Linked DNA regions of Homo sapiens: region 1 is linked to region 2. The links are chromatin contacts, found by Hi-C or POLR2A ChIA-PET in ENCODE. All regions are on one chromosome and are shown on one strand. The core of a region is the stretch at or near the end of the contact, and the rest is flanking DNA. Distances in the headings are between cores, read along the strand shown.

Region 1 (5,644 bases), core at 2,910-5,409, 200 kb before region 2:
GGCACTGTATCAAGGCTAGGGCAAAGAACCAGTCACATAAAGTTCTGCTCTCTTGGGGACTTCATAGAGGGAGAGGCAGACAGTTGAAGGAAAAAAGTATCTTTTTAAAAAAGTGGGCCAGGCATGGTGGCTCACACCTGTAATCCTAGCACGTGGGGAGGCTGAGGCAGGCAGATCACTTAGGCTAGGAATTCAAGACCAGCCTGGCCAACATGGTGAAACCCTGTCTCTACTAAAAATACAAAAATTAGCTGGGCATGGTGTTGTGCACCTATAATTCCAGCTACTCAGGAGGCTGAGGCAGGAGAATCGCTTGAGCCTGGGAGGCAGAGGTTGCTGTGAGCCGAGACCGCACCACTGCACTCCAGCCTGGGCGACAGAGCGAGACTCCATCTCAAAAAATTAAAAATTAAAAAAAGAAAAGTGAAGAAAATTTCAGAAGGCAATAAGTGCTATATAAAAAAATCAGGGTAGTGGGATGGAAAGGAGGCACGTTTAGATAGACTGGCCAGGAAGGCTTCTTGGAAGAGTAACATTTGAGCTGGGATCCAAATGATGAGAAGGAACCAGTAAGGCAAAGACCTGGGACAGTCTGAGGAAGTGGCTGTGTTTTCCAGTGTCTTTTCTTCATGCAGGCTGGATCTCAGCAAGTGGCTCACTTAGTGGGGCTACTCTGCGTGGGGCTTGGACTCTCCCCCAGGTTGGCTCAGCTCCTCACCACCATCCCACTGCCTGTTGTTGGTGAGTGGATGTATCAACAGGGCTGGTATTGAACTGCTACTCCCCAGTGTGGCCTGATCAGTTCTTTAGGATGGCACCCTTTCCTTCTAAATAGCTTTCCTGGATGGATGGGTGGATGGATGGATGGATGGATGGATATGAGCATGTGTCAGCCTCAATTTCTCAGCCCAACATTTTGGTCTTCTCTTGATTGGGCTTCTGGGCTTCCTGAAGAATCAGAAATCAGCCTCAGGCTGGGCGTGGTGGCCCACACCTGTAATCCCAGCACTTTGGGAGGCCCAGACAGGCAGATCACTTGAGGTCAGGAGTTCGAGATCAGCCTGGCCAACATGATGAAACCCTGTCTCTACTAAAAGTGCAAAAATTAGCTGGGCGTGGTGGCACATGCCTGTAATCCCAGCTACTCGGGAGGCTGAGGCAGGAGAAATCGCTTGAATCCGGGAGTAGGAAGCGGAGGTTGCAGTGAGCCGAGATTGCACCACTGCACTCCAGGCTGGGCGTTACAGTGAGACTTGCTCTCAAAAAAAAACCAAAAAAACAAAAAAACAAAAAAAACAAAAATCATTCTCTTGGGTTTTATTTGTTTCCCATTACAACCTGCTTGCCCTGCAATACTCCATGCTATGTGAGCCCCCTTGACTCCTCCTGACCCCCTTGATTTCTTCTGTATGAGACAGGTGGGGTGCTGGGGGTGACCCAGGCTGTGGTTTTGTCTGCTGGATTCTCCAGCTTCTACCTGGCTGACATAGACTCTGGGCGAAATATCTTCATTGTGGGCTTCTCCATCTTCATGGCCTTGCTGCTGCCAAGATGGTTTCGGGAAGCCCCAGTCCTGTTCAGCACAGGTAGGTGGAAGGGAAGAGGCGTTGCTCAGTAGCAGGAAAGCAAGTTGAGGCTTCAGGCTGCCCGGACTCCTGGCCCCACAGCCTTCTCTGGGCTTTGGTGTAAATACTTCATCCATTTGTTTAACAGATATTTATTGAGCACTATGCTAGCCATTTGGAATACAAAGATGCCTTCCGTTATTACAGCGTAGTACAAGAGATGAGATGTGTAGGAAAATAACAGGAAAGGTTCAGATAAAGAGCTACAGTGCTCAGTGGCAAGAGAGATAGCTTCTGTTTGAGGTGATCCAGTAACAGAGCTGGTCTTGAAGGATGGTAAGTTTTAAACATCTTTGGTGAGAAGAAGGTCATTCCTGATGGAGGAACCATCATTTATGCAAAGACACAGAAGTGGGAAGTCTTAGGATATGTCCTGAGAGCAGTAAATTGCTTAATTTGTCTCACCCAGTTCTCAACTGGGTGATTTTGCCCCCATGGGGACATTTGGCAATGTCTGGAGACATTTTTGGCTGTTACAAATGGAGGAAGAGGGAGTTGTTACTAGGGTTTAGTGGATAGAAAGATGCTGCTAAACATCCTACACTGTACAGGACATCCCCCCTGCACCACCACCCCCAACAAAGAATTATCTGGTCCAAGATGTCAGTAGGACTGAGGTTGAAAAACCCAGGATAGAGCATAGAGGGTAAAAAATGGGAGATGAGGTTGGGACTTAAATATTACGCTTTCTAGAGAAAGGGAACCTGGAATAGTCAAAGCATATATGGAGGGTGTGTGGATGATCAGAACACAGGGTGTTGAGCAGGAATCCTGTGGGAAAGGCCTGGATTTGGAAAGTGGAGAGTAGAAAGACAAAGGGTGAGAGGGATGAAATGACAATTCAGAAAGATCTGTCCTTAGTCCAAGGCTTAGGTTTAGGTCTGGGAGGGTAAGACTCCTGGGCTTGGATATAGGATCAGAGTTCCCTTCCTGCCTGGCCCCAACTCTTCATAGGCTGGAGCCCCTTGGATGTATTACTGCACTCACTGCTGACACAGCCCATCTTCCTGGCTGGACTCTCAGGCTTCCTACTAGAGAACACGATTCCTGGTAAGTTGAGGCTAGGCCCTAGCAGACTGGGGAGTGGCCAGGAAGCCATCCCTCCCTGGGATGGGCAATAGCCTGACAAACCTCTCTTTTGCAGGCACACAGCTTGAGCGAGGCCTAGGTCAAGGGCTACCATCTCCTTTCACTGCCCAAGAGGCTCGAATGCCTCAGAAGCCCAGGGAGAAGGCTGCTCAAGTGTACAGACTTCCTTTCCCCATCCAAAACCTCTGTCCCTGCATCCCCCAGCCTCTCCACTGCCTCTGCCCACTGCCTGAAGACCCTGGGGATGAGGAAGGAGGCTCCTCTGAGCCAGAAGAGATGGCAGACTTGCTGCCTGGCTCAGGGGAGCCATGCCCTGAATCTAGCAGAGAAGGGTTTAGGTCCCAGAAATGACCAGAACGCCTACTTCTGCCCTGGTTAATTTAGCCCTAACTCTCATCTGCTGGAGAGTCAGCTCCCAAACTGTTCTTTCTTGTAGGCAGAGGATATGTGTGTGTGTATTACATGGGACTGTCTAGAGGTTCCATTTCCCAATAGGGTGGGTTGCCTTTCCTTGTCTTAATTAGGCCTAACTGTTCCAGAGCAGAGGCCATGATTTAGTGGACCATGAATGATTGAGATTTTGCCTGTGTACTATCAATGCCACTTGAACCCCAGCATTCACTTTAATACTTACTGAGCATCTCCCATGTGCAAGGTCCTGGAACTACAGGGATAAGACAGGGTCCATGCCGTCTCAAGGCATTTACGGTTTAAAAAGACCTTTGTAATTACTAACGAAAATGCAAAGCAGAAAGCAGTCTGTAATAAAGATTAAAATAATGCCGTGGGAGCAAAGAGGAAGGGATAATGAATTCTGATTGGGGACAGTGGGAAAGGCTTTATGCAAGAAGCAATGAGGATGGCCTTGACAAATGAGGATTTTTGGTTTTGGAAAATGGATGCAGAGAAGTTTTCAGGTTCGGGGTCCAGCTTGAGCAAAGCCATGGGTTGTACAAAGTCCAAGATAGGTGAGGGGTTTCAAATTTCTCAGTAGTGAGGGAGTATAAGTACGGGGATGATGGAGAAATGAAGCAGGAGAGGTAAAGGATGAGGTCGGACTATGGGACTTATGCCTGGGAGACTCCTTCCTTCAACAACTCTAGTGCTGGTGGAGGACCTGAGAGATCATCTACAGAAGTTCAATCCCTTATTTTGTTAAAAAGAGACCGGATAGGTAGGGGAGGGAAGAGAAGTGACTCAAGTTTGACAAATCCAAACCTGGGCTCCCCTCTCCTGCGCCTCGCCCGCTATTCTTTCCACTCGGCCAGCGTGACTCCAAGACGCGCCACTACCCTTCTACTAGCCGGCTGCCCGGCCTCTCCTCCACTTACCCTGGCCACTGGGGCGCTCCTCTCATCAGTGTCCCAGGCCCAGAAGCCCCGCCCACGCCAGGCATAGGCCCCGCCCCTGTATCCCAAGACCCTGCCTCCTCTTGCGGTGGGGGGAAAGCGGCCTCTTACTCTAGGCCTTTCGGTTTGCGCGAGCGGGCAGGAAAGCGTGCGTGCGGCTAAGAGAGTGGGCGCTCTCGCGGCCGCTGACGGTAGGTGGAATCGCGTTCGAGTCCGGGCAGGAGCAAGCCAGCGAGGGGCTGCTCAGACGCTGCGGGTTGGCCCTGGCGCTGGCCTTTTCTCCCTGGAGGGAGCGCGCGCTGCCGGGGTCCAGGGCAGGCCTCCGGGGGAGGGGTGGGCGGGGCCGCGCGTGCGCAGTCCGCTGGCTGCTGCCCGGCGTGGATGGTAGGGCTCGAGTGAAGGTACTCGTTGGTCGCCTGTTTGGTGCGACGAAGCCGCTGGTGGCCGGCTTTGTTGCCCCTTGAAGCCGCGCCCCAGTGCAGCCAGTGCTGTAGAAATGGGAAGGCGGACAGCGAAGGCTGTTATAGCTGGGGCGGGTGGAAGCGGGACGCCTGGCGGCTCCTGGGGTGGGGCTATGGTTGTGGTGGGACCTAGGGTTCGCGCTGTCCCAGGGGGACCGGGCGGGGCCCAGCCGGGATGCTCTCTGGGCCTCTACTGCCCTCTGCAGGGCGTCGGAGGAACTGCCCAGAGGGGTCACTGCTGAGGAGCGGACTCGGTGCAGATAAAGGTTCTCAAGGGACCCCTCCGCCGGGATGCCGCTCAGCGCCCCTCCACTCAAGAGAAATAAACCCGTGAATCTCGTTAATGTGAATGTTAGAGGCAGCCTTGAAGGAAAAAAGAAAAGGATGAAGTGTAGAAGCTTCGGACGCAGAACGGGACGCGTGTGGTGGGAGCAGGCAGCCGGGGTCTGGTGCCCAATGTGTCAGGCCTTTTTATAGGGCCCGTTACTCCTGGCCACATTTTAAACTCCTCCCCCTTTACCCAACAGACAAACAAAACCCATCAATTTGAGGGTTCTGAGCTTCCGGGCTTTCCGAAGGAATGGGCTAGAATAGTAAACCCAATTTTGGCAACTGTTAAGAGTACACTGGGGAGTGCCTATAAGGGAGATGAAAGTGGCGACTTTATTCGCGTTTGTGACCTTTGGCATTGTGGAGCTCTTGTCCGGCTAGGACTAGCTTAATCATCCCATGACCACTTCTGTCCCCATAAGAGCAGCATGTGGGAAATGTGACGGAAACACCATCCTCCAAACACAAGGCTTTGAGGATGCCATAAAGAAAGATCACCACGTATATGTATATATATGCATATATATATATGCATATATATATGCATATATATATGCATATATATATGCATATATATATATGCATATATATATGCATATATATATAAAGTTATGTCACAAGTCACAAGGGCACACTTCAAAAGCTAGGGGAAATGACTGTGTTAATCAGACTTAATAAGGAATTTCATTATTTACATTCTAAATTTTTCCTTCCTGGTACTTCTGTTCATTTTATATTTGTAGACTGGAATAATGAAGGAAATTGACATATTTTTTTCTCCCCCACAGGA
Region 2 (5,905 bases), core at 2,716-5,215:
GGGCGTCTCTGTAGGGTCTCTGCTCTCTTTCCCATCCCCTTTAGGCTCCTCCAATTCAGAAATTCTAATCAAATAGCTAGTCTCACTAGCTAGTTCCAAATAAGGTGGACCAGGATTGTTTCCCCAGCCAGAGGTGGGAGAGTAGAGCGGCTGCCCAGCCCGCTCAGTCTGGTTACTATGGCGACAGCCGACAGCCGCGGAGTGACCCTAGTGATCCTCCCTCCCTCCTCCCAAACCAAGAGAGATGACGGCACCGCGCTGACTGCGCCAAATTCCAGCCAATGGGCGGCTGCTCCCGCCTTCCCTTCCGCCAGCTCTCCCCCTCCCTCCGGGAACTCAATTCACAAATCTGGACTGGGGATTTCCGGCTCCAGGCAGGTTACAAGGGCGCTGGGCTGAGGCCAGGGGAATCGAGTCCTGTCGTCCCGGGAGGGCAAGTGGGGACCGACATTTTTGGGTTCTGGAGCCAGACTTCTATAACTCGCCGCCAGAATAGATGACACCCTATTCCCAAATTATCCGGAAGACCTAGTTGAGGCCGAGTCTGCAACTCTTCCTGCCCTTACAAGCCCCGACCCCGCCCGAGCGCGCCATTCAGCACCACGGACAGCGAACCCGGGCCTCGTCTTGGCAGGTCCCCCCGGGTTCTTTCCGGATCTTCTCGGCCACGGCCAGACTAGGGTCGGAGCCGCGGGCACTCTGTTGAAGCCAGGCCTCTTTGGGCCAATGAAACAGTGAACAGGGCGCTTAGCCACGTGGCTAAGAAGGCAATGGGGACCGAGCAGGGATCTCAGGCTAAATAGCGCATTTTCCTTCCTGTTTCAATCCCAGAGAATGGCTTCCTTCTCCCCAACTGCCCTTGTTTGCCCCTTCTTGGGGATAAAGGGCAAGGGTCTGAGTCTCAAGCAGGGATGGACCCCCCAAGACTCCTGAGTGGGCGTGCGACCTGGGCATCGTCGAAGCAGCCCCATGGTGGTTGGGGGATGAGGAGAGAAGTATGGCAGACAGGCCCCACTTGGGAGTGGTGAACACAGACTTAGGCCCGACTGTACTCTTGACCGATATATGGTGGGGAGAGATGGGGAGGAAGGGAAAAATAGCAATAAGGACTAGCTAGTTCTGCCTCAATGGGTCTCATCACAGAAAGGGCACAACTCCGCTGTCCCCATGATTCGGTCTCTAAGTGGCCCGGGCATTAATGAGGAGCTAGGTCAGACAAGATGGAGGCGGAAGTGGGGGGATGGATTCAGCTTTATCACCAGGCCTCACCCTCAGCTGCCTCGCTTTACTCTTTACTCTCTGTAAAATGGAAGCCGATGGCGGGGGTGGGGATGGGGAGGAGGAGAAGTTCTCAGGTACTTGATCTCCCCTACTAGAGCCCCATCTCTTGCCTTTCTGCTCTGTCTGTGACAGTTCCATTACCACTCCCACTCCCTCCCTCCCGGGGCCCAAAGAAAGACCGGCGCAAAACCATCTGCAGGCGCTTCCAGCGCTTTATAGTTCTTTCCGGGACAGACGGACAGACAGACAGTGCGGCCCGCTCTGTCGGCCCGCATCATTGGCACCTTGGACACGGCCCCAGGCCCAACTCAGTCCCTGGTACCCTACCGGGAGGATTCCGGTCCCGCCCCAGCTCAGCACCTCGGACAGTTCCCGGCCCAGCCTACCCCCCTCCCCCCTCCCTCCGCAAACAACCAAATAAATTAAAAGGGGCAGTGGGGAGGAGCAACAAAAAAGCTAAGGATAAGGAAGCGGGATGTCCCTCCTCCAAGGTAAGAAGTTTTCTTTTCCTCCCACCTGTCCACTGAGGCGCCGCGGCCGGGGTGGTCTCCCAGGTTGATTTTGCCTCCAAACCTCAGCCTCCTGAAAGAAGCCGGCAGCCCCTTCCCCCACACCCCCCAGCTCCCAGCATGCAACACGTTGGAAAAGGTGGGGAGAGGCGGTGGGGGTGGGGCGAGGGACCATCCTGGTGGCTGTCTGGATACCTGGGACTGCAGTTTCTCCTGGCACCTCAGTCGATCCAAATTAAAAACTAATATTCCCTTTGATCAGGGGAGAGGGGTGTGGTGACTCAGTCAGGAATAAAAAAATGCAAGCTGACACAAGTGGAGGAAGAAGGCAGACAGGAGGGAAGATGGTGACACATGACAGGAGCAACAAGAAGGGCAGATGGGGACACAGGTGCAGGAGGAGAAACAGGGGTCTACGGGGTACAGTCAGGCAAGGGGTAAGATGGAGATGCAGACACACAAACCCAAGGAACGGAAAATGGAAAGGCAGGGAGAGGGAGGAAGAAAGAGAGGAACAGGAGAGAGAGGGAGAGAGAGAGAGAGGAATGCAGACAGGAGGAAAAATGAAGACACAAAAAGGAGGCAAGGAAATGGATAAAACCGAGGGGGAATGGGCTGAAGGGAAGGGGGAGACCCCGGCAGAAATGGAGAAATGGGGGCGCAGACAGACGGGAAGAGTGAGGTTGGAGTGCCTTTCCCGCGCTCATCTTCCGTCCCCACTCCACGCCCAGCAAATCCAAACACCGCGGCCTCTGGTGTCCCGGTCTCCACTTTCCCCTGAGGGGCATGGGCGTCTCCTCCTCCGCCCAGCCGGGGCGCTGAGCGGCGGTAACAGCGGCGGTGGCTTTGTGGTCCCGGGGGGTCCGAGTGTGTGTCAGGGGCTGGGGCGGGGGATGGGCGCGGCCCCTGGGTATCCCTAGCGGTCCAGGTTCATAGTCCAGTGCTTGGTTCCGGCCGCGCAGCTGTCCCTGGCGGCCGAGGAGGCGGCGGGCGCGCCCCCGCTCGGTGGGCCCCCGCCGCTGGCGGCGGCCTCGCCCTCGTTCTTGAGGTCTTGAAAGACCTGCGTGAAGAAGTGGGGGTCGGCGTTGAGCCGCAGCATCTGCGGGCTGAGCCGCTGGATGAGGCGCAGGCAGCGCTGCCAGAAGCGCTCCTTGTCGGGCTCCACGAGGAAGGGCTTGAGTGGGTAGGAGATCTCGTTGCCCATGTAGGAGTAGGCGAGGTAGAGGCAGGTGAGGAAGGCGGCCTGCAGCTCGGCGGCCGACGCCAGCTCGTCCCCACGCAGCGACTCGCGGCACAGCAGGTACACGAACACCAGGTTTGCAGGCGTAATGAAGGCCTGGTCTTGCCAGCCCTGCAGCAGCAGCGAGCGGTCCACACCGCGGAACCAGCCCACCAGCTCGCCCGGGCTCAGCTCCTTGAGGCGATAGCAGCGTCGGCACACGAAGTCGCCCAGACAGCGCAGCAGCTCGCCGGTGGACGCCTGCACGATGACCCGCCGCGGCGAGCCGCCAGGCACCGGCGGCGCCACCTGCGGGGCTGGGGGAGGCGGCGGCGGAGGCTTTCCCCCGCCCGAGCCCGGCGGCTGAGCGGCCGCGCTGCCCCCCGACGGTGGCTCGCAGGTGGCGGCAGCCGCGGGCACGGTGGGCACTGGCACCGCCAGGGGCTTGGCGGTGCCGCCGCCGTCGGGGGGATCCCGGCCCTTGCGGAGAAGGTTCTCGCGGTTGCGTTGCTGGACCAGGGGGTCGGGGCCCGTGGATGCCGGCTTGGGTGTCACCTTCTTGCTGCCTTTCTTCTTCTTGGCGGACGCGGCCACCAGGCGCTTCCAGGTGAGCGCCGAGATGAGCACGGACGGCCGCTTGAGTCGGCTCTCGCCTTTGCCGCCCTTGCCCACTGGCGGCGCCCCGTAGCCCCCCAGCGCCTCGTCCCCCGCGGGCGGCGCCTTCTTCTTCTCCTCGGGCAGCCCGCCGGGCCTCCGGCCCTTGGCCGAGGAGGCAGGCGAAAGAGACAGCACTGTGCCCATCCTGCAGAGCGGGGCCGGCGCCCAGGCCCCAGCGGGAGCCGCGGGCGGCGCCGCTGCTACTGCAGCCCCGGGGGACCCGGCGGTGGGGGGCCTAGCCCCGGCCCGGGCGCGCGGACTGGCGGGGGAAGGTGGCTGCTAGGCGGCTCCGCTGCTCTAATCCTGAGCTGCGCCAGCTGCAGCGTCAGCCCCACCCCTTGGGCCCCTTTTTTCGTCGCGCCGTGCCCCGCCTCACGCGGCCAATCCGCTCCCGAGTTGCACTCCTGATGGGCAGCTCCAATGACCAATAGACTCTCGCACTTCAATTTCAAGTCCCGCCCCAATCCCCACCCTCCGCCCTGAGTCTTTTCCCTTCCCCCGAGCGGAGGAAGGGGAAGGCGGTGGTCGTCGTTCGAGTGGCCTCCTCAGGGTCAGAGTTGAGAAGGGGTGGTGGCTGCTCCTGCCTCCTCCGGATCCTAGGGCCTGGACCAGCTTGTTCTGATGCACTGGGTCGCGGTAGCAGATAAACCATGGGAACAGCTCTCCTTCCCTCTGCCTTTGAATTTGTGTGGGGGGCCAGTGTGAGCAGTGAGTGCCCTCACCGGATGCCCAGGTCCCAGATGGGTCGCGTTGCACTGGCTCCTCCAATGTGACTGTCAGGTCTGTTTCCTCTTCGCGACCCCACCTCGCCCCCCACCCCCCAGGTCGCTAGGGGGGCTGCAGCAGGCACATTTCTGCCCTGCCTGTTTGGGAGTCCTGGCAGAGCCTTCTTGCAGGTCACAACCCGCCTTCTTGGGGGTTCCAGCTTGAGGGGGAGAGGGGGAGCAGCAAGGTCTCAAATATGCCCCTGAGGCTTCTGCTTGCCGTCCTGATTCTCTGCAACTGAGCCTGTGGGGCAGACCCTTGGCTCTGGTCCCTGGGCAGCTCCTCTCGGTTGGTTGTCCCCACTAACACACACAGATCTCATACTTGGGTGGATGATGGATAAGGTTGGTCCCTGGGGAAACGCTAGAAATTGGATCACTTGGTCTACCCAGTCTTGGATAGTGAACGGAGCCTCCTGTGTGGACGGAAGCCCAAGAGGGTTGGACCAACCTCCAGCCCAGCCCTGGGTCCAGGTTGAGGTGGGTTTCATCATTAAATGCTTCCTGCAGGTAAGGTTCCAGCTGTCCCCACTCCCAGGAGCAAGCTGTTAGGCTGGGTCCTGTCCACTTCTCTCTGGGTCTGTCTGTTACCTCCTGAGTACCCATCAGCCCTTTGCCCTGGATTTTGGACTCCCCAGGCCTTACCTGCAGGTCTTGAGCACAGCTAGTTCTGGACCTATTCTATCTGCCTTGTTAGATCATGTCCACCCTTCTTGGAGCCTGCTCTCTGTGGCTCCCCCAGCACAAGAGCCTTCAGGCTTCTTAAGTAAGTGGACCTTGTAGGTGCATATGGGTTCCATGTGGAGCCAAACCCCTGCCTATGTATTTCAGTAAATTCTAAGGATTGCCCTTGGAGTCACCTCCATGCTCCTCACAGACCGCAAACATAGCTCCAAGGATCCACTGCTGTCAGGGTTGGTTTGTGCATATATGTGTGTGTGTGTGTCACTGCAGATAGGCTGTTCTAGAATCCACTTGGGCTGCAGTTCCAGCTACCAGAGGTACAGAATTTCCCAGCCATTCCACAGCCCCTGGTCACTCACACCCTCCTGGAGGCCTGTGGTCTGCCTGTCTCCATTCCCCTCCTCTTTACCACTGTGCACATGCAGCCTTGTACCTTCTCCCTAACTCAGCACCCAATATGCACTTTTTCAACAGGGTATCTCTGCTCCCTAGGATCTGATCTTTATTTTCTTGCAGCCCAAGCTGACCTTCCCAAACTCATTCTCCTCATAGTTCTTGAAAGTGTTCCCTCTTTTCAGCTCCTGTAATTGGCCCCACTTCCTCCTACAAGGTGTTCTGAGTCACTCTTTATCTGCCAACCAAGGAATAGTCAGTTCACCGGTAGTTAAGGACAAGCCCTGTAGAGACTGAGTTGCACTGGCGGAAACACTGGGCATGTGGATCTAAATGGCACATGAGTCCTTCCAGCGCTGCTCCCAGGAGTCCCTCACTGGCATAAGGCCTATTGTTAA

Evidence for each region. Hi-C counts contacts between places; a loop is a spot of excess contacts on that map. ChIA-PET counts read pairs that join two places held with the same protein, here RNA polymerase II (POLR2A). Pooled maps may share reads with other maps.
Region 1: a pooled map shows a loop between it and region 2 (3-fold over the local background). The contact joins the promoter of NHEJ1 here to the promoter of CDK5R2 in region 2. A Hi-C loop is called at or near these places in 2 of 50 pooled maps. POLR2A ChIA-PET finds 5 or more read pairs at or near these places in 2 of 52 experiments (OCI-LY7 and activated T-cell).

What each region holds. Positions count from the first base shown.
Region 1 is chr2:219,159,330-219,164,973 of GRCh38, reverse strand. NHEJ1 (non-homologous end joining factor 1) reads left to right here and starts at 4,159. Exons shown (of 8, transcript NM_024782.3): 1 at 4,159-4,254. SLC23A3 (solute carrier family 23 member 3) reads left to right here. Exons shown (of 12, transcript NM_001144889.2): 9 at 636-741; 10 at 1,419-1,586; 11 at 2,580-2,675; 12 at 2,770-3,509. The coding sequence ends at 3,065. RefSeq lists a silencer at 4,375-4,494.
Region 2 is chr2:218,957,726-218,963,630 of GRCh38, reverse strand. CDK5R2 (cyclin dependent kinase 5 regulatory subunit 2) reads right to left here and starts at 3,965. Exons shown (of 1, transcript NM_003936.5): 1 at 1,476-3,965. The coding sequence starts at 3,810. The coding sequence ends at 2,707. RefSeq lists an enhancer at 1-317 and a silencer at 3,713-3,982.